Linked DNA regions of Mus musculus: regions 1 and 3 are each linked to region 2. Evidence: chromatin loops called from intact Hi-C (ENCODE). Cell type or tissue: left cerebral cortex. All regions are shown on one strand. Each heading gives the region's core, and the rest is flanking DNA. Links, peaks and the distances in the headings are about the cores only.

Evidence for each region. A loop is a pair of places that touch in the nucleus more often than their neighbours do. Peaks named below come from ENCODE experiments on the same cell type or tissue, not always from the same donor. Only the 100,000 strongest peaks of a DNase experiment are listed, where the experiment ranks them.
Region 1: a loop joins it to region 2, with 7 times the contacts of the local background. A loop is called at or near these places in 31 of 42 quality-filtered maps.
Region 3: a loop joins it to region 2, with 5 times the contacts of the local background. A loop is called at or near these places in 20 of 42 quality-filtered maps.

What each region holds. Positions count from the first base shown.
Region 1 is chr9:58,034,959-58,042,182 of GRCm38, forward strand. The region is part of intron 11 of Ccdc33 (coiled-coil domain containing 33); the gene reads right to left. The region is part of intron 4 of Gm16130 (predicted gene 16130); the gene reads left to right. Among named protein-coding and RNA genes, the nearest start is that of Gm16130, 6.3 kb to the left of the region's middle. In left cerebral cortex, for the core only: a CTCF peak has its summit at 3,724 (motif pointing right); DNase peaks (open chromatin) are centred at 3,746 and 6,301; H3K27ac peaks cover 40 bases.
Region 2 is chr9:58,201,851-58,209,074 of GRCm38, forward strand. Islr2 (immunoglobulin superfamily containing leucine-rich repeat 2) reads right to left here and starts at 435. Exons shown (of 3, transcript NM_177193.5): 1 at 102-435. It also overlaps the pseudogene 1600029O15Rik. In left cerebral cortex, for the core only: CTCF peaks have their summits at 2,434 and 2,979 (motif pointing left); DNase peaks (open chromatin) are centred at 1,059, 1,643, 1,971, 2,425 and 1 more place; H3K4me3 peaks cover 1,008 bases; H3K27ac peaks cover 1,058 bases.
Region 3 is chr9:58,049,539-58,056,762 of GRCm38, forward strand. The region is part of intron 11 of Ccdc33 (coiled-coil domain containing 33); the gene reads right to left. Among named protein-coding and RNA genes, the nearest start is that of Gm16130, 21 kb to the left of the region's middle. In left cerebral cortex, for the core only: CTCF peaks have their summits at 2,574 (motif pointing right) and 3,714 (motif pointing right); DNase peaks (open chromatin) are centred at 2,619 and 3,750; H3K27ac peaks cover 1,325 bases.

The sequences.
Region 1 (7,224 bases), core at 1,546-6,545, 170 kb before region 2:
GTGTGTGTGTGCCTGTGTGTGTGGGTGCCTGTGTGGGTGCCTGTGTGGGTGCCTGTGGATGCTCAGCCTTGAATGTCAACCTCAGGAAAGAGATCCAGTCCTTGAAACAGTGCAAGTTTTCCTCCACCCAGAGCTCATCAGTTAGACTAGATTGCTTGGTCAGTGAGTCCTTAGGTTTTTTTTTTTTTTTTTCTGTTTTCCCCTTTTCATGCTAGCACTACAAACACTCCACTGTACCTAGTGTTTACATGTGTGCTTGGCCTCAAACTCAAGACCCTACATTTGCAAGAAAAGTACTTTAACTCCTGAGCCTTATCTTCAGCCCTGAATTTGTTTGCCAACCATATTCTTTACTATTCAGCACAAGTTCCAAGCATGCAGTATCTGTAGACACACACACACACACACACACACACACACACACACACACACACAGAGAGAGAGAGAGAGAGAGAGAGAGAGAGAGAGAGAGAGAGAGAGAGAGAGAGAGAGACTGAGATCTGAGATACAGGCAAGCAAGGTTCTGGAAGAGAACGGCTCAGAGATGGGAGGCAAGTGAGCCCTCTGAGCTGCCTGTGGACTTCTGGGCTGTGGGATGCCTTGCTCCTGTGGGTGGGCCTCCCAGGATCCAGAAAACACAACTCTACATCCAACTCTCCCCTGGTCTCCAGCTGCCTGGGGGCGGAATCCAACTATATCCCAGCTATAGTCTCCCACCTGCTGCATGGTGTGCCATGGCTTTCTAGGGGAGGGGAGTCCCCAGCCAGCAGGAACTCATCGGACACCACCAGTCATCTGCCACTGCTGTCTAGCCTTCTGGCTATAGTCCCTCTGACTGGTGCCAGTATTGGCTCTATCTCCCTAGCATCTGTTCTGGCTTCCCCAGATCTATGCCCATCTGGTATCTTCAGACAGAGTGCTAACTGGGACCCTGAACCTGGGACCACACACACAAACACAAACACACACACACACACACACACACACACACACACACACAATTTGGTGTCAGGGACATGTGTGGAACTTGGGACCTCCTGGAGGCCTAGGTGTTGCTGTGAGCTCAGGTTGGGCTGTGCAGGTGTCAGAGAGTTGGTCTTACTTCTGTTTCAACGGGTTGTTCCACTTAAACTCTTTTTCTTTCTTTCTTACTACCCGGGGCTTGCTGGCTCCCCCTCTGCTGGGTGGCCTTCACTTTATGACTCATCCGATGCCTGGCTGGATCTAGGGCTCAGAGCTTGGCTGAAGGAAGTCTCTGATATCTCAACAGAGGATATTCATCTTCTGTACTTTCCTCGATGCTTCAGTATCTTATGCTGCTCTGATTAGAGTGGCCCCAAATGGGGTTATTAGCTTATATGGTTATCGCCTCCATACATACACAGTCCCATGTGCACAGATACAGGAAATCATATTCAAGGATGATCCATGCAGCACAGTCTATAGTCTTACACTAACTACTGCTTCTCTGGTGCCTGGTCTGTCTGTAAGGAATGTCCTAGAATTAATTGTCCTTGTACAGAGAGTAGGCCAGACTATTGCGAAATGAAGAGATCATGTGGGGAGTCAACACCATTCTGACCTTAACTGGGAGGGGATGTGTATGTGCACATAGAAGACATTTTGGACAAGAGGTTGCCAGCCCCTTGGGGTCCGGTTAGCAGGGGATTATCCTTTCTAAGACCCCACTGTTCACCATCTCTGCAGTTCTGGGCTGTGAAGGGACTAAGCTCTGATCTGTTATTTGTACCCTCCCTACAGAGGAAGAAAACAGGGATCATAACGAAGAAGGGAAGGACAGAGGGAGAGGTTGGCTTCTGGTGAGGTGGCCCTGCCACAGCCATCAGGTCCTTCTGGAGGAGGATCAATGGGTCCCAGGGACTCCATCCCTTGAAGAGTAGCCCTCCCCTTCTCTTCCTCCCCAGCCTCTTAGCCCAGCCCTGCCTATTCACCCTGGAAGAGGGGCTTCCGTCTGGAGACTGTGTGGGCTCCTGCCTCATCTTCTTTACTCTGGCCAGAGTCTGTTTCTGTGGGAACCTCAAATGCCTCCATTTGCATGGCCAAGTGGGGACCTTGTCAGCACAGCTGGGCTGGGAGACTGACCACAAGGTTCAAGCTGGCAGCCCTGACCTCTAGCCACAGCCTGCAGCCGGGCTGCCCTCAGGGCCACGCTGTGCGTCATGTCCTAGCCTTGAGAACCCTATGCTCTGGATTTTCCTTGCTGTCTCACTCTCTTGTTACCTTCTGGGGGAGGGACAGGTATGCCCGACTCAAATGCCACTGTGCCTGACCCCAAGGTTCCTTACCCACTAACACTCCCTCCTAGGACCTTCAGAGCCTGCCAGAGTGAGACAAGTCAGAGTGCCAGGCTCTGCTTTTCCCAGCTGCCCAGGAGTGGACTTTACTGCAGTCACAGCACAAAACTCCAGTGTCCTCATCTTCGGGATGAGAAGTCAGCCCCCAAGGACTAGTGCCATCTGAGGACAGTAGGAAGGTTAGCCCTGATGAGCACTAGGGTGCCTGGAAATAGTAACTCACTTCTTAGAATCACTTTAAGTTTCTTTAAAGACATATTCAAGAATGGCCCTGGGCAGTGGGCCCCGAAATTCTTCTTATGGGATGAGTCACAGTGGGAGGACAGTGGGGATTCTCTGACAAGTGCCCTAGGGAGATTGCTTAGACCCTGGTCAGTGCTATGGTAAAGTATAAAGCATATTACCCAGTGAGGATCTTCTAAACACACCGCCAACTATGTAGTCAGGATAGCCCTTGTACCAGCGCTATGCAGATAGAGAAACTGAGGCTGTGAGCAGCGTGCCCAGAGACTGTCACAAAGCCTGTGCCCAAAGCAGCACGATATCCCCCAGGGTGCTCAAGGCTTGCTGAGTGCCACTTTGTACAGTTCTGGGCCACTCAGGTCCTAGAAGAGAGCCAAGCTAGACAGTCCTTGCCTTTGGTGGTTCACTCTACACTGATGGGGTAGCAGACACTTCCCGTGTCTGTGGCAGAAGGGGCTTCCAGGAGGCCCGTCTGGGCTAGGAAACCTGAGAAAGCTTCCTGGGGGCATATGGGCAGGCTGTACCTGGGAGGAGGAGGCAGAGGAGAAGTTGTGGGGAGGGGAGAGCAAGGGAGAGCAGCAGGGCAAGCAGAGACGTGGGCTCAGGAGCCTGGTCTCTGCTGCTGGGCACTGAAGGGCCCACGCTGGAGGGGGGTATAGTAAGGGCTCGCTGGCTGCTAAAATACGTAGGAACAGAGGGGTATAGGGACCAAGAGTAGTGCTGCATGAGAGGCGGCGGCACTCTTGCCTGGCAGAGGCTGTGGGACCCTTGCCTGGCGGAGGCGGCAGGACCCTCGCCTGAAGTAGGAGGCAGTTCCATAGAAACAAGATGAAGACAATGGGTGTGGACCCAACAGACTGTGGGGGCACTGGGAAGGCAGTTTTCTAGGACATGTGTCTCAGGGAGAGCGCGCATGTTCAGATTTGAGAAATGGGGAGAGAAAAGACCAAGGTATTGGTGGTGGGTGCTGAGGAACCTCGCAAGTGGCAAAAGCCGGGTGGCCGAGCCAAAGCCACGGGGCTCCTGAAGAATGCTGGGGCTGTGGAAAGTGTTGACAGGGTTGAGAGCAGGGATCTGGAGCCAGTGGGCTAGCTTAGCCTTTGGTCCTAAGCCCCACGGCCAGTGCTGGTAGGCACGAGATGCTGGTGTGTGGTTTGTCTTTGCTGCCGCCAGAGGGCAGCCGCCTCCCGCCAATACTCTGCTTTTAGTCTGTCCCAAGAGGCGGCCAAGGCTTCCTGAGATGCCTGGCAGCCTGTGTGGTAAAGAGAACTGAATAGTGTTTCAACATCTAGGCACCCTCCCCACTCCCACCCCCCAGCACACATGTCCTTTCTCCAGGTGATCCAATAGTTCTTCCCAGACCTGGGCTGGCTACGATGGGCGCCATCACACAGCAATTCTTAAACGTCAGCTGGGTCCTTTGTTAGCTCGAGGGCAGATTACGGGCCTGAGGCATGAGGGTGAGCTTGGAACAAGACCCATAATAAAGCTATCTTAACTTCCCCCACAGCGGGATCACTTGGGGCTGACTTGAAGCTGACCCTCACGCACACAGAACCGGCGGGAAGGAAGAGCTGTGCTTTAGAAAGCGTTAGTTACTCTTCTCCCTCATGTTCCCACATCTTTGCAGAGAGAGAAAATTCTTCTGCCCAACTAGCATACTCCACAGACCTAGAGCTACCAGCTGCCTTTGTAGAGCCCAGCTCTCCCCTATCCCTAAACCCAAGCCCACACCTAAGGATGGCCAGGTTCTTGTCTAGTTTCCTTGATTGTAACAGGTCTGAAGGGAGGCCATTCCATTCCCTTTGCTGAGGTCTGGTTGGTCTTTTGTTTCATTCCTAAGGGGTACAGGTACCCTGGATGTTTATAAACAGAGTGTTCTGTGGAACCCAGGCAGCCAGGTCTAGGTGGAGGACCTGAAGTGCTACCCTGCCCCAATTCTCTCCACCTACCCAGCATGGCTCTCAGCTCCCAGCTACCTCTACTCTCTACACAGCCAGCTTCTCCTCCAGGCCCTGCCTCCTGGCTCTCTGCGTTCCTATAGCTAGGTCCTCCTCTTAGCCTTCCTTCCTTCCTTCCTGGTGGAGCATCAGGACAGCTGAAAACCCTTCCCTCTCATGGAGGGGTGGAGTCTAAGTGTGTGTCCCGTGTCATTCCCCTCCCAACCCCAAGCAAATTGGCCACTGGCCTTGGAGACCCTTAGGAGGTGGGAAAATGACGGGAACTCTCCTCTCTCCTAAGCCCACTGTTTTCCCAGGGAGAAGCCCAACTAACCAGGGGAAGAAGGAGCCGTGGTAACAGCCTGGCTGCCCTAGCCCAGCCTCCAAGCCATTCCTACTGAGGACACAGTTGAAGCTTCACCTGCTTTGACCAGCAGCTACCCTGACCCATACCAGGATGGCAGTGCTATCTACTAGCGACCACGCCCACACACCCCAACAGCCAGTAGCAGTGTGGGCACTGGCCATGCAGAGGACCTTACTCACTGCTAGAAGTATAAATAAGAAGCAAGAGATGAGGGAGGTGTCTCTGGCCAGGCAAAGGCCAGTAAAGAAGCTGGAGGCAGGGCTAGTGTGGGCATGGGCTGGGACTTCCTGGAAGTCACACCCAGCCTTTTGTTTTTATCCTTTGCTCTGAGGCCTTCCTCAACTTTGCCCCATCTTTAAGGGTCCACCCTGGGGCCCCTTCTCCCAGGAACCTCCAGGGAAACTGTTGGGTCAGATCCTGGTTTCTGAGGCAGAGGTGGGACTTGATTAGATGATGTTTGAGAAGAGCTGCATCGCAGGCCGGAGGCCAGCACAGCTGCAAGGTCTGGGCCCTCATAGCATACAGGTGGACTTCATAGCCACAGGTGGACATTATAGCACACAGGTGGACTTCATAGCCACAGGTGGACATTATAGCACACAGGTGGACTTCATAGCCACAGGTGGACATTATAGCACACAGGTGGACATCATAGCACACAGGTGGACTTCATAGCCACAGGTGGACATTATAGCACAGGTGGACATCATACCACACAGGTGGACTTCATAGCCACAGGTGGACATTATAGCACAGGTGGACTTCATACCACACAGGTGGACTTCATAGCCACAGGTGAACATTATAGCACACAGGTGGACTTCATACCACACAGGTGGGCATTATAGCACACCCATCGACATTATAGCCACAGGTGGACATTATAGCCACAGGTGAACATCCTAGCACACAGGTGGACCTGGCCAGGGATCTGGAGCAGGCCCAGTTTGCCCGGCCTGCCCAATTATCCAGGGTGGGTTGTGTCCAGGGTGTCAGCCTCAGGAGCTCGGTGTTAGCACAGAGAGTAGTTGGGAGCCATAGCAGGTTCTAGAATAGAGGACCTATTCATCTGAAATTCTGTTCATCAAATAATTTCCCTTGACTGACAGCTGGGCCTCTGAATCACAACAAATCCATGCAAAGTGCTATTGCAAATAGTTTCCCCTGCTCTATAAAGGTTGCCCTCCCGGGGATAGGGACACAGTAGCTCCTTTATTCAGTCCAAGGTTACAGCAAAGAAACAAAAGCACATTGCATTTTCTCTGTCTTCTGTTCTTTTCCTTCCCAAGCAGCAGAGAAAGCTTTTGTGCTTACCTTCCTGAAGCTCTGAGGGGCTACAGGGCCTTGGCCTGCATCTGACCCCGGCCCCTGTTTAATTGGCCCCTGCAGGAGCCAGGCTGGCTAATTGGGCCGAGCCAGGACCACAGGGCTGGAGCCTGAATGGGCACAGAGGTTTGTAGAGCTTTCTGAAAGATGCCATCTAATTTCCTGCTCCTGTGCCCTGCCCCCAGGCCTTGCTCGGCTTTACCCAGCTTTCAAGGCTCCACTCTGGGTCCTCCTTCTCCAGAAAGAGCCTGTACCCTGTAAGCCAGCATCAGCTTTCCTCCAGCATGTGGCTCAGAGTCCTGCCTCTGCTGGTTGCAGTTTGGAGCTGACCTGACTGACCCTTGCCTTCAGGCCAGGGAGTCCAGGGCTGCTGTTCAGGGGGCTGTAGAGGGGACAGAGCTCTCCCCAAAGTGATTCTGATAACCCTATCACAAGGATCCTTCCCGTTGGTCACCTCCTTATTCCCCTGCTTTCAGAGAGAGGCTGCCTGTGATTGTACCCATGGGCCTTCTCTGATGCTGTCCGCTGACTGCCAGAAGCCCCGTCCTCTGTTTTCTTCCCCTCATCTGCCTTCTTCCTTCTCTGGGTTCTGAGTGTGGGCTCTAGTGGCCTGGGTTAGAACCGGGACCCCCATCAAAGGTTCCTGAGACCAGGATCAACTAGGAGTGGTGTCCTGGCCCTCCCCCACCTTACCTCCTACTCAGGCTGGCTCTGGGAATGCCTCTGCTGGTTGCCTGGCAACACACCCTTACACACCTGCAGCTTGAAGGAGCTGACCCATCATGAGAATCAATGGGTATGGGGGCAGACTTACAGAGCGGCTGTCAACTAGGCCCAGGGCAACCTTGGGAGCTGGAGGGGCTGGGTCTCCTGGCTCCCCCATCTGTGCAGATAGCAGCTCTGTTACCCAGTTTGGGTCCTCGGGGACTGTTGCTACAACAAGTGTCTGCTTGGTGACTGGGGCTAGCCCTGAAGCAAGCAGGAGGCAAACCATGGGGCCTCTTTCTTTTGAACTGAGGCGGGGGACCCTTGG
Region 2 (7,224 bases), core at 895-5,894:
GCTAAGTTCTCCCTACTTTCACACACATTTTCACAAGCACACCTTCACTCAAACACTCACCGTTCTCTTTTGCGCGCACACAAATATCCACGCTCACTCACCCTCACGCGCCCGTCCCGCCAGCGCCCGCGAGCTTCGCTTCTAATTGAATGCGAGCCGTTCTACGCCCCGCAACACGTGAGACAAACCATCTTTGAGGAATTTGGGAGAAAGAAAAGCATAGGACTGGAGGGGCGTGTCTTTGCCTTTAAACACTTTTTTCCCCCCTCTCCAAAGCAAGCAGTGGCGCAGAAAGACCTCCAGTGGGACCTGCTGAACTGCGCTGCCTGGCTCTCCCGGACCCTTTTCCTCCTGCCGCCTGCTAGCCTCCCCCTCCCCGAAGCTTCGTTCAACACGATGCATAATTGATAGTGTTAGCAGAACGCCTCACCCTCTCTGTCATATTTTGCCTGGATCTGGGCAGATACAAATCCTGGTTCCCCTCCACCCCCAATCACCGCCAGACTAATTCGCCAGATTAGTAGGCGCAGCCCTGCAGGGTGCGCGGAGAGGAGACGCCCACCTCCCCAGCCCATCGCAGACCCTGCTCAGCCTCTTGAGCCTGAACTCCACGCTCAGGTCTTTTGTGGCAAAACCAGCGCGTGCACTCCACTGCCCGTGGGCTACCTAGTGCTCACAGTGGAGTGGGTGTCTTCTGAGCTCCTAAAACATTAGGTTGAACTCACCCAAGTGTCTCACTCTGCCCTTGCTTGCTGCGGGCTAACAGGACACCAAGGTTGCCCACTAATAGTGGCTACAGGGACCAGGATAGTTACAAAAACCGTTTGCTCCTCTTGAGTGCTGTGGACTAGGGACTTACAACCCCTGAGCATTTCCTGCACCACCACCCCGCTCCTCAGTATCCTCTCAGCATCTCTAGCAAGCTGGCCATCAACCCCTGCATGCTCGCACCCCCCCCACACACACACACACTGTGAAAGCCTAGGCAGCAGCCACCGCCCTGCCATCTCACACCCTCATGTAACAGCTGGCCTCAGCAGACTCGGGACTCGCTGTTCTCTTTGGCAAACCCTGGACATTTCTTTTAGCGATGAGCAGGAGAATTTCAAGGGATGTCTAGGGATTTGACTAAAATGCATCATCTCACTCCCCCGCCTATGGCATCCCAGGAGACAGAGCTGCTAGCCAGAACTGGTAAGGGGGCATAGATTTTGAGAGATGTGTAGAGAGTCCCCTCCTTCTCTTTCATATACACTGTAATACTGGGGTGCTGGGGTCTCCCAGCCCTCATCAGAGTCAGTCTTCTGTCTTGGTTGGATGGCAGTGTGTTTGGGGCCTCTGCAGAGATCAATACCCCGATTTGAGTGTTAAGCATTTTAATGAGCTAGGGAGGGGGGCGCAGAGAGATGCAGGAAGAACGCTGCATCTAAAGGGACCACCCGGCAGGGTTTCTGAGGCTCCTTTGTAAATTAAATATGAACACACTGGTGTGTGCTCACTTTGGTCCCTCCCTCTTTCCTACTCCTGGCTACGGGCTGATGGGACCCCCACAAACTCAGCCAAGTTCGGAATCTAGAACTTCACACCTGCTCGGGCCTGGAAACCCCACAGACCGAACCAGGAGAGGGTGCTTGAGCGATCCAGGGAAGATGTCTTTGAGAAGGGAGAGGAGATGAGAACTCTGACTCCTCCCTGCCTGGAATCCTGTACGTCTGAGGCCGTCCAGCACAAGGCTCTAACCTGGGACAAGGCCTCAGAGATTTGGAATAGCCGCCCGATACCGACTTCTTTGTCTGCAAAGTAAGAGGAATGTCTGTCGTATTGTTCATGTTCTAGCAACCTTGAGGGGGTGGGGGGTGCCTCGCACCAGAAGAGGGTGTGGCAGCAGAGGGACGTTCTGCTGTTCTTAGTGTTCTGGGATGGAGAATCCTGAGGACTTTCCTGGTGGGGGAGAGAAAGACGCAAGGCGTGGGCGTTCCTCCGCCAGTGAACATCCACTCATCCGATTTTTACTTCTAGTCAGCTCTCTTTTTTTGAGTTTGGAGGGACGCAAGCCTGCAGAGGGATAACTTAGGAGGAGCGAAGGGCCGAGGGCTGGAAGGAAGAATGGGCTCATGAGCTCTCTCGATCGCACGGACGTGCAGGAGTGTCTGGGGTAAGCTCTCCCAACTCTGGCTTTCTTCCCTAAAGAGGTTGAAACCAGGGGACTCCCTGTAGAGAGGGCGGTTCCAGCGTCTACAGAATAGTTTAAGGGCGTGGCGACCACGCTGGCTGGGGTACTGATTCCCGTGGAACCCAGCTTCCCACCCACTCTCCCGAAAAATGCTTCTGTTGCCCGAATTTGCACCAGGGAGAAGACATCCCTTACCCCGTCTTCAACCCTGCAGAACCCAGTGCCGGTCCAGACAAGGCCAGCCGGAGTCGCCGCTAGCAGCGTCCGCAGGGTCTTGGGTAGGAGCTGCAATTCCTGATTCAACCACTGAGCTCTGCTAGAAGACGGCAGGCAGAGCCCTGGCGCCGCCCAGAATTGCCGTCGATTGCTTTTACGGTTAATAATACCTAGGGAAGGAGAGACGGCATAGAAACACTTCCCACCTCCCACCCCTGCCCTACGTCTTTGATCTTAAAGGAACAAGTATTTAATCAGGCGAGTGCAGTAAAGGGGGGGGGGGGGAATGAGCGACAGAAAAGTTGTCAAGCTGGAAAACAGAGGGCTTCCGATTCAGAATCTGTTCAGTTCAGGGACAAGCTTTTTACCAAGCTGCAGTCCTGACTCCAGACAGACGCAGAGACCAAGAGCTAACGCCCCTAGACTTCTTTGTGGATTGACCTCCACAAACTTCAACCTTTGAGGTCCCAGGTTGTCCAAGTGGTGGGATCGCTGAAACCGAAGGCTCCTCGGACTTGCTCCCCGGGCTAGGTCCGCGGAGATCTGGAGTTCAACCCTGGTACCCGCGCTCCCCCTGCTGGATACTGCCTGAACTGTGCAGAAACAAGGCCTTGACCTTGAAGGGATGGCACGAGCAGGCCTGGGCACCAAAGAGCCCTGCCTGTGGCTTTGCAGTGCTGTTGGGAAATGCTATCGCCGGGGCATGCTTGACCAAAATCCTCGAGTTTTCTCTAGGTATACCCAGTCTGTGCCTCCATGAAAACACAATCGGCCCTCCTTACTCTAACAGGTTTGGCCAGTTCGTGGCCCACTGGGTTCCCAGTGCCCAGAATCCAACAGTGCACCATTCTCCTGCGAGTTAATTGGTGTGCATAGTTGCACTGGCAAGAGAACTCCCATCATACCTCCCTGACCCTGACCAGGAGCGCCTTCTCTTGCAGGCCTGTCCCTGCCTCTCCTTACTTTGCCCGAGGCTTCTAAAATGTCTCTGAGCTGACAAAGGAAACTTATTGGCCTTAAGCTGGGCTAGAGTGGGGGAAGAAAACGGAAGGAATGGGTGTTTGACTAAAAGTTTAGGCCAGGTAATGTGTGCATGATTCTGCAGCAACTGCTCTGTCATGCGCCCTTGTATTTTAATGTGGTGCGTGGGTGATCTGATGAACTGGCCAAAGGGTGTAGGAAGAGCTTCCAAGAACAAGATGGCCTGGCATCAGTAGCCTGCTCGGGAGACCTTCCCTCCAGCTGCCCTACATCCAGAAGCTGTGGAACACACTGTCTCACACTTTACAGTGCCTGCAAGTTAACAAGTTCACACACACACACACACACACACACACACACACACACACACACACACACACGGCGGGCAGGAGATTCCAGCAAGCATTTCCACTTTTCTTTCCTAACCTAATTTCTATCAGAAAGGTCACTCCCCAGAGAAGAAACACTCCCTGTTTCTAAGCCATCATTTTTCTTTCCAGCACCAGACTCTATCACACACCAGTTATGAGGCCCTGGCTTAGCCTCTCTACATCTCTAAGAAATAAAGGACAGAGGCTGCAGAGATGGTACAGTGGTTAAGAGCACTGGCTGCTCTTGCAGCAGACCTGAGTTGGACCCCTCCCCAGGCATCAGATGTAGAGGTGGCACACAGATATATCTACCCATGCAGCCATTCCCCCCTCCTGGTGAAATAAAAATAAATAAATCTTTAGAACGAATATGAATGAATTTCCTCATGAGTATTAAACGAGCCAAGACATTGTCAAGCACTCAGTCTATGGTACTTGGTGCTTAGTGAAGCACATTTTCCTCACCAGTTGCTGGATAGAATCAGCCACCATTGTTGTCTTAAAGCCTTGGGTCTAGATGAGATGAACACGCTGGCACGTGTGTTCCTGGTGCTTATGTCCTGCTTATCCCACAGGGAGAAGAGCTTGGCTCTGCCCGTAGACATCTTTCTTCACCACCTGCCCCTTCTGTGAAGAGTCAGAATTACCCGCTATTATCTGTGCAGGTTTTTTGGTTTCATATCCTCAGCAGATTGCGATGCATGTGGCTGTCACCAGCATGCCTGCCTGGGAAGCAACACTTGCCACCACAGCATCGGCAGAAGGTTTTTAATTAAAACTGCATTCTCTTTAAGTATTTATTGAGCTCCGGGACTTTAATTATTTTTCTAGAGAAAAACAAAAGCAAGCCCACATTTTTTGTATGAGAAGACTGTTGATTTCTGAGGAAAACAGCAACCTGTGGCAGGTAGCTGGAGGCAGTGGGGAGGGATTTCTGGAGCGGTTCAAATGAAGCCTGACATTATTAACAAACCCAGGTCTAGCCCACGACCTTCCTTCCAGAGCTTTCATTAAATTAGCTTAACATACTGGCATTGCTGTGAGCATTAGGCGGCTCTTCTGGCGGTAGCTTGTGTACTCTGTCTGGGTGTGCTTTTGTTTTGCCGATTCTCGGGACTTCTTGGAAGGCATGGCACTCTTCATGCATGGTGCCCCACTCCACCAATGCAGGGCTGGCTCCCCAAGGAGAGGGCCCTGAGTGGCCAGCTTCCCCATGGCAAGACTCAATGTGATCAAGAGTAGGGAAAGGTAGGAAGGGTGATGGAGGAGCATGGTCCAGCAATTAGTAACGGCATTTTTCACCGAGCTAGATGACCTGGGCCTCAGGAGCCACACAATGGAAGGACAGGATGAATTCCTGTAAGTTGTCCCCTAACCTCTACATGCACCAGTGATTGGCGTGCACACACACATATACACAAAGATTTAAACATCTTAAAGAATTTAAGGGCTGAAAAGATGGCTCAGAGGTTAAGAGCAGGATCTGAGTTCAATTTCCAGCACCCACATTGGACAGGTCACAACCAACCACATATAATTCCAGCTCCAGGTAGATCCGATGGCTTTGGGTTCTTCAGGGGTATCGTGACTCATATCTTAGAAGATAGATTTTCTGAAAGAGAAATCAGGGGCAGGGTGCTGGGGTGTCATGCAAGATCCATTTGCCAATGGTAAAAGTCCCACCTTAAAGGGGAGAGACCAGTAACCTTGTCATCTTGCAAAGCAGGCTGCAGGGCTGGTGGACTCTGTGCCATATCAGCAGCCCCTGGGCCCTTTCTCTTCTCTTACCCTTCATAGGATAGCTGGCTGTGCTCACTGAGGCTGTTAGAGGATTTCAACAGCAGCACAGACCAGTGCCCACCAGACCAGTGCTCGTTTTCTGAAGCTGTAGGTTGTGACGTCACATGGGGTTGTATAGCTGGATGTGTGAGCTGTGAAGACTCTGGCAACAGTAAAAGACTTCTGAATGAACAATGATCAAAGTTAATTCAAAATAGCACTCTACCAGAAGAGGTGTTTCGAGCAGTGCTTGCCCGTGTTGTAGCTTGCAACATCACTGCCGGCTTGGTTCTGAATACACACCATGAACACTTTGCTCTGTGCAGACCGCCATGACACCCAACAGGAACAAAAGCCCCGAGAAATGCCTTGGTTCACACTGAGGACTGTTTTATGTCGTGAATGGCAGGGGGTTTACTGTCCATACAAAGTTTCCTGCTCTCATAGAAACATAATATTTTAATCAGGGAGACAATGACAATATCTTTCTATAGTCATTTACATCCTATACAGTGTATACATATCAAATTAGTATATCTTTGAATTGTATTGAATTAGGCTGTTTGACTTCCACAATTGCTGTGTAAATTCTTAACTTGAATGGTATTTTTAAAATGATAAGGAGGTACTTCCTCTTCCTGTAAGCAGCCAGAGGTGGCCTGTGAAGATGGCTTGCTACTCTCTTGACCCAGAACCCCCCCCCCAAATCATGCAAATCAAGAGGTTCAAACCTTCCTGTTCACTTCAAGAAGACCCGGAAAACTGCCCAGGCCATCAAGGGTATGCATATCCGCAAAGCCGCCAAGTATCTGAAGGATGTCACTTTAAAGAAGCAATGTGTGCCATTCTGGCGGTATAATGCACCCAGGCCAAAACAGTGGGGCTGGACACAGGGATGGTGGCCAAGAAAGAATGCTGAATCTTTGCTGTACATGCTTAAAAATGCAGAGAGGAATGCTGAACTTAGGGGTTTAGATGTGGATTCTCTAGTCATTGGACACATCCAGGTGAACGAGGCACTTAAGCTGCGCCGACGAACCTACAGAGCTCATGGCCGGATTAACCCATACGTGAGCTCCCCCTGCCACATTGAGATGATCCTCACTGAGAAGGAACAGACCTTTCCAAAGCCAGAAGAGAAGGCTGCACCGAAGAAAAACATATCCCAGAAGAAACTGAGGAAATGGGCTGGAGAGATGGCTCTGTGGGTAAGGGCACTGACTGCTCTTCCAAAGGTCCTGAGTTCAAATCCCAGCAACCACATGGTGGCTCACAACCATCCAAATAATGAGATCTGATGCCCTCTTCTGGTGTGCCTGAAGTCAGCTACAGTGAACTTATGCATAATAATAAATCTTTACAAAAAAGAAAAAGAAACTGAGGAAACAAAAACTCATGGCCTGGGAATAAATTCAGCATAAAATAAATGCAGATAAAGTAAAAAAAAAAAAAAAAGAAAGAAAGAAAGAAAAGGTAAGTAGGGGCTGGAGAGATGGCTCAGCAGTTAAGAGGATGCCCTCTTGTGGTGTGTCTGAAGACAGCTATAGTGTATCATATATGTAAAATAAATAAGTAAATCTTTTAAAAAAAAAGCTAAATGAATTTCAATGAATTTCAGCTTGGTATTAAGACAGCACCTCTAACAAATTAGAAAATGTCCCTGAAAATACTTCTGCCACTAGTATGCGAAGTGAAGTTCTCAGC
Region 3 (7,224 bases), core at 1,510-6,509, 150 kb before region 2:
GGGTCGGTGATGGGGAGCCCAAGAATCGGTTGAGGGATGATATTCAGTGTATTGGTTAAGGCAGGGGATAGAGCATCTCCCATAGTTGGTTGCTTCAATCCATTTGTAGCTGAATATTGAGGTGTGTGTGGGGTTTCTCTCCTACTTTTGTGTGCTCTGGCCTGTCTCTGTGCTTACTAGGAAACTGAGGCAGCTCTCTACTCCAGAGGGGCTGGGGAAGATGCATGTGCATCAAGATGCAGACTTCTGGGTTCTGAGTCACAGGCCTGGCTGACTCAGGCTGCTATGGGATCAGGCTCTGGCTTAGAGCCTTAGACCTGAGCTGGCCACTCCTGTTGTTGGCCCCAGTTGGTGACAAGATGGGGTTAAGTACCGTAATTGTACAATATCAGGTTGGAAGAAAAACTGACTAAAAGTTTGGGGGCTGAAATTGTCTGTATTAACACATAGGCTTGGCACTGTGTGCCTAGTATCATGAGTCGGATGAGAGGGCTGGCAGCTTGCACAAGGGACTAGCTCCAGTGCCCAGGTCAGCAAATCTCCCCAGCTCTCCCTGCGTCCACTGCCTGTGCCTCTTTGAGAATTGATGACTCAGCCCCAAGAACTAATGACCTCATCTTCTCTACCTTATTTCCCGTGGACACCACACCCTTGCCGGCCCAGCACCAGTTACTCAAGGGCAGGATGGTCCGTGGAGTGGACCACCGGGCAGTGCTGGCATCTTGCTGAGAGTCACTTGCTCCAGCCTCATTAAGTGTGATGGAGAGGATGTTATCAAATCCAGGACCCCACCCGTAGATCAGAGCCCAGCTTGACCCAGAGAAGGGAAGGTCTGCAGGGGGACTTCCAGGCACAGGTCTTCCAATGATTTGGAGCTCTCTCTGAGGGTAATTTATCCTGCCTCTGGGGGCCCTTGCCCTGGGTGGTCACTCCTCAGCATCTCTCAGCCAGATCCTTCAGGTACTTGGGCCAGGTCCTGAGCTGGCCAGCCCACATTCCAGCAGCCTTTCAGTTCTCTGCACTACACCCTTTCTCTCTCCTTCCTAGAGGGCTATGTTCCCCCCATTTTACAGATAAAGAAACTGAGGTCTAGAAAGGAAGAGATGAGCTTGGGATTCAATTCTGGGAGAAGACTGTGTTCTGGTCCTGGTCATGCCCTTTTCCCATACTCTATGTGTCTCTCTGCTGGCCCAGGGCTTCTGAGCACAGGTGTCCTGGAATGGAGTTATCTTTATGTGACTGTCACTTGAGGACAGGCTTCTGGAGAGAAGGTACTGGGTGAGCTGTACTGTCTCCCCTTGCCCTGCGCAGTCTAGAAGATCCCATGAACATACTCATTAGCAAGTCTCCTGAACAGTGGACAGCTCCTTAGGGTCCACAGTGCGATGCAGCCCACACTTGCCAGTCCTCTCAGAGACCTCAAAAGGTGAGCAGGATGATTGATCCCTGGACTTAATATCAGAGAGGTGGAGAGACTTCTCAAAAGTCACATAGCTCTTGACAGAAATCTGCTACAACTTCCCAAATTAGTGCTGGGTTCCAGGTAGTGAGGTCACAAGACCGGACACAAAGCGGCTGCTAGAGAAGCTGCTGACTGCATGCATTCACATGATAGACTTTGGGGAGATAAGCAGCAGCTGGGGTACACAAAAAGGGGGGTTCTTGATGTTTTCAATCCTAGTATGTATCAAACCCCTTCTTGGCTCCTTGAGCTTCCACTTAACTGGTCTTTCCTTCTTGGTCTCTGAGGTCTCTTCTTTCCCCCAGTTTTCCAAAGCTGACTTCCTTTTCTGGGCCTCTGCAGGCACCCTTTGGTTAATCACCGCAGAGATCCCTCCAGGCTAGCCCCAGTGTCTTTAGGTCCAATAGGAGCATAAATGGTAGGTCCACGTATGTCCTAAGTCACATCCCTGGGCTTAGGAGTGAACTGGAAAGCTATTTGGTAATCGGCCTTCTGGAGGATCTGTGACTTCAGGCACTGCTTGATGTTGTAGGGCAGGGGATGCTGGGACCTTGAGTCTCTGTCCAGGAGACAGTCTAGTGATGTGGGTGGGGGCTTTCACCTTGGGTATGGCCTTATGTCTCCTTGGTCAACAGGATCAAACCCTTCCAGTGGGCAGTGGCTTTCAAAGCTGGACAGCACTGGTTTCTACCAGCTCTGGGGATGGTGGTTGGGAGGGAGTGATGGGGGGAGGGGAGCTGGCCAACAGGGGGCCTTGCTCAGCCTGCTTGCTCCCAGCACACACCCACAGAGAGACAATAAATCGACAAACACTTAATCTCTCTGCAAATTGAAACGCAGCTGTAAATATCTGGCGCATCCCAGTAGCTGAGTTATGAGTCTCGTTTATTAATCTCTTTAGTCTTAGGTGATGGATGGAGAAGGAGAATGGCCCGTCTGAGACGCAGCGGGGAAGGGGAGGGTGAGGAACTGCGGGCAGGGGACTGGGGACAGGTTCTGGAGATGGAGTCATGGGGGAGGCCTGGAGATTTGTGTCTGTTCTTTTCAGTCTCAGAGGGTCTTACAGACCTAACATTTTCATTTCCACTGCCCACACTCTTGTTAGCTTTGCCCACAGCCTCAAGAGGGAGCAAGGAGACAATATTCCTTTCATTTAACAATGAGAAGGCGGGATCAGAGAGGTGGAATGGTTTCTCTAATCTCACACAGTCCTGGAAACAGACAGAAGATAGCCTGTTAGAGCTGTGGGTGCCAAGTGGAGCCTGAGTCTGAAGGAGAGACAACAGGTCCGGTGTGGGATGAAGACCTCTCTCCTCTCCATTATTTCCCAAAGGCCTAGTAATTAATTCTCTTTCTCCTTTCTCACTCTTCTCTCCCCATTCTCTTCTCCCACTCTGTGTGCCCCCCTCTATCCTTCCTTCCCTCAATCTTCCTTTTCTTCTCTCTCTGATTCCCTGTCTGTCACTGTGTGTCTCTCCCCTTCCTTCTCTCGGTGTCTCTCTTCCTCTCCCCCCTTCTCTTTCTGTATGTGCCTGATGTGTGAACATGCATATGTAATTGAGTACTTGTCTGATGTGTGTATGTATGTATGTATGTATGTATGTATGTGTTGTGTGTGTGTGTGTGTGCTTGAACGCGCGTGTGTGCCACATGAACTGAGGAAGCAAAGGCAGACTCAGGAAAGAGAAGAAGCTGTTGAGGTCTCAGCTGGCTGTGACTTTCACATATTCACAGCATTTATTTTTAGAACCCCTTCCTCTTGGTTCCCTGGTTAGGAGGTGCAGAAGTGCGGGTCCCTGGGAAGACTTCCAGCCTGGAGGAGCAGGACCTATGGGGCCTTTGTAGGTGCATAGTGGACATGTGCCTTGAGGTCAAGGGCAGAGAACTGGTGCTGTGTGAGTGATAGGAACTGGATAGACTATTCGAGGCAGAGAAACTGGGGGCAGTAGAGCCTGCAGGATAAGAGGGATGGGATAACAGCTAGGCAGGGAAGATGGATGCTGGCTTCAGTGTTGTGACCTGAAGGACACCCAACCAGGTGAATATTTTGGCACTGAGGTGAGCACAGGTGGCTCATGTTCTTGGTTGCCTGGGTTTCTGTCCCTCTCCTCTGCTCTTTGTCTCTATGGTTCTGCAGAGGTGATGGCTATAACCATAGAAGATGTCCTCTCAGGGCTAAGGGGATCTTCTGCTTGGCCTTGGTCTTGCTCTGCTGTGGCTGGTAGCCACTGAGGTTTCTTGCATAGGATGCATCCTCTGCCACTAGGTGGCACTGAGTGAGCCAAGGCTGCCGTTGAGCCTGCTGTCACCTGGGTGGGGTCTAGGGAAGGATAGAGGCTCCAGCCACACTTCAGAGAACTAGGGCACATCTGCTCCGATGTCTTCTGCTGACAGAGGCAGGAACTGGGGCCCATAGAGGGGAGTGGAGTTCAAGGTCACTTCAAGGAGAAATGAGAGTGAGTGCAGGGCCCAGCATGGAGCCAGGCCAGGAGAGGCTCGGCTTTGTGATCAGAGGCTACTGAAGGAAGCAGAAAAGATGAAGGGTCAAATGGGGCAGGCCTGGAGCAGAAAACTGTCCATGCCATGGAGATGGCCAGAGTAGATTTTCCCAGAGCAAAAGGGCCATGCAAAGAGGGAACAAAGGCTTCAGCCTACACGGGTCTTTGCTACATGACCAGACTCCCTTTCTCAAGGCCACACGGTCTTCTCTGCTCCCCAAGGGAGCAGCTCTCCCATGTTACAGACAATCAGGGCTCAGGGACATGAAGTGACAGAACTGGGCAGGCACAGCAGGGATCCCCTCTGTGCCAGTCTGGGGAGGGTGGCCTTGGCCTAGGCAGTCTGAGCTCCTGGCCTGAGCCTGAACTTCTTCAGCTATGTGCCTCAGGTGAAGCCAGCTGGCCTTTCTCTCCGTGTGCAAATGGAGCCCTGTCAGGGGGAGTCACCCTGCCACCCCTAAGTGCAGTTTAACCAGGACAAGGACAGCTAGTGACTTAAAGAGTCCTTGGGGTGAAGGTTGGAAACTTGTAGGACCCACAGACTCAGGAAAAGAAAAGAAAATCTTGAGCTAGGGAGTGGGGGCAGGGATGTGGGGATGGGAGGAGGGTGGGGAAAGGCTTTCAAAGAGAGAATGAAAGAAATGAGTTATTCCAGTGTGGGGAGCTCAGAAAAACTCCACTGAATCTTTTAACAACCCTGTCAATTATTCATCTTCTAGCATGTGGGCCCTCTGGTTGGCCACAGAGCTGCTGTGAGCAGGGCAGAGGGAGGGAGTGAAGTGAGAGAAGAAAGAGAGGGAGGGAGAGAGTGGGGGGTAATGTCAGAGAGAATGGGAATACCCAGAGACAGTGGCATGAGTGTGTGTGTGTGTGTGTGTGTTTATGAGCATATGTGTATGTGTGTGCGTGCATGGATATGTGCAAGTGTGTGCACATGTGTGTATGTGTGAGTGTGTGTGTATGATTGTGAGTGTGTGTATGAGCATGTGTGTATGTGTGTGTATGTGAACAGATAAGTACAAATGTGTGCACATGTGTGTATGTATGTATGATTGTGTGTGTGTGTGTGTGTGTGTGTGTGTGTGTGTGTGTGTGTGTAGGGCAATGGAGGGAAACAACCCCTGCTTAAACCCCTGGGTGGAAAAGACACTGAATACCTTATCTAAAGCCTGGTCCTCGTCTTTCAGGAAGCCTTCTTAGGTGCTCTCTCCTTCTTCTTCCTCTCTTCCCTCCTTCAGGGAGGTCCTTTGTTTGGATCATGTTCCCCTGCTTGTCTGTCCCTCACATATTCATGCTTGTCTGCACGGTGTGGCTGATGATCTGTGGCTGCTTGTGTCCAGTTCTCAGGCTTCAGTCCTGTCTCTTGCCCCCATGGCTTCAATGGGTGTAGGACTGGGCACTCCTTGGACTGGGTCATCCTAGGCTTCTGACTACTTGGAGATGTCTCATGAGTGTTTGTGAGTGGAACCCCTCAGCTCATCTGCAGTGGCGCTGGCACCAGGACACATGGGCTAGCTGGCATGAAGTAGTTCAGGTGTCCATGGGCTAAGGACGAAATGCTGGCAAAGTAGGTCTTGGGAGAGCTGTCCCTTCAGAGTGACTGGGAAGATCAACACTCCCAAAAGCATGTGTTCTGGGCTGCTTGTAAGGGACACAAATACTTCCCTTAGTTCTGCCTGAGGTCTTACCCTTGATCTCACTGAGCCCACTCAGTACTGAGCTTTTTATTGCCCTAAAAAGAAAAACCACCCTTGAAATGACTGCATCAGAGCTAGGTGCCTAGAGATGGCAAGAAATGGCTGGGGTTTGTAGCAGTTCCAGTTAGGGTCTGTATGCTGTGAGGGGAAGGGAACAACATTGCACAGAAGACCAAAGACCACATCCTCTCTACCTGCTCCTCTGTCCCAGAGAGCTCCCTTCCTAGAGAATGTTCGATTTTCAGTGATCCCAAGTAGGCTCCTCCCCAGGAGGGAGCCAGAGACAAAATGGATCTGAGGCTCTCTGGGGAACACATGGAGACACTAGACAGCGACGGAGGCGCCACAGAAGTCAGGTGCTGCGTGCTGCAGAGAGTGGCTCAGCCAAGGCCACAGGAGAGAGCAGAGGGGGCCACTCATTCATCCTTGGGTCACTGCACAACTGTGTCACAAGGCACTCTGCCTCACCCACAGGCTCTGCTGCGGACATTCCTGACACATGTGCCAAGTCACACACCTCACAACGGTGTCACTGCCATTCAGGTGCCTCAGGGCCCTCAGTTATCTGCTGCTGTAAATCTCTGTTCCACAATTATGCCTCTGTGCCCTGGAGGGCTGGGTGATGTCATCCTACGCCTGGCTCTATTGCTATGCAGCCACATACCTGGGCTTCATGGCTGTACTGTTGCTTGTCACTGTTTCTTGGTTGCATGAGTTCATCCATTGCTATGTAATTTTCTTTGGTTGCCATGGAACAGTGACCCATGGCTGCATAGCTGCCTGTGATTGGCGTGGAACCGTAGACTGTTGCTACCCAACTACATGCTATTACTTGCAACTGGGCTCTCCTGTATGGGGGAGGTGCATGGCTGTGTTTTGCCCTCATCTTTCTGGCCTTCAGCCTGTAGGCGTGTAGGATAGCAACCAGGACAGAGTAATGGCAAGCAGGGGTTGCAGGGAGAGCAGGGGTGGGGCAAGTGTCCTTATATACTGTGTTCGAGTGCTCAGTCAGGCATGGGAAGATAAAAGCTGAAGCCAAGAGTCAGAGGGAGGGTTTGAAGTTAGGATGGGTCTGGAGTAGACTGGGATGGGGGAAAAAGGGCCAGGCCCACTACCTTCCACGGGGTATGGAGGGTAGGTTAGCTAAGCACTGGCCTCCATAGCCACCCAGCATTCCTTGGATGCTATACAGCATGGGAAGCCATGGACTGGTATCACATTACTTCTGGACCAGGTCACAGCCACTATTGGTAAAATGAAAGCAGTCTCCCCTCCCCATGGTGGTTATTCTTGCTCAGAGCTTTTCCTAATGATTGATCTTAACTTCCCAGGCTGCAGTCTGGTCTCTCTCCTTCAGTTTAATACCAAAGTTAAAGTCAAGACTGTCTGTCTGTCTATCCATGTTATACCATCCTTCCTTATTTTTGAAGTCATGGCTTCAAATGTCTACCCATCAGATCCATCCTGGCCTGAAAGGCTCTTTCGCTCCCAAGTTGTTTTCCCCTCCCTTTCCCATCGTTATCATCCTTAATCAATTTTATAGGTTCAGTGAGCCCCAGCCCAGCCA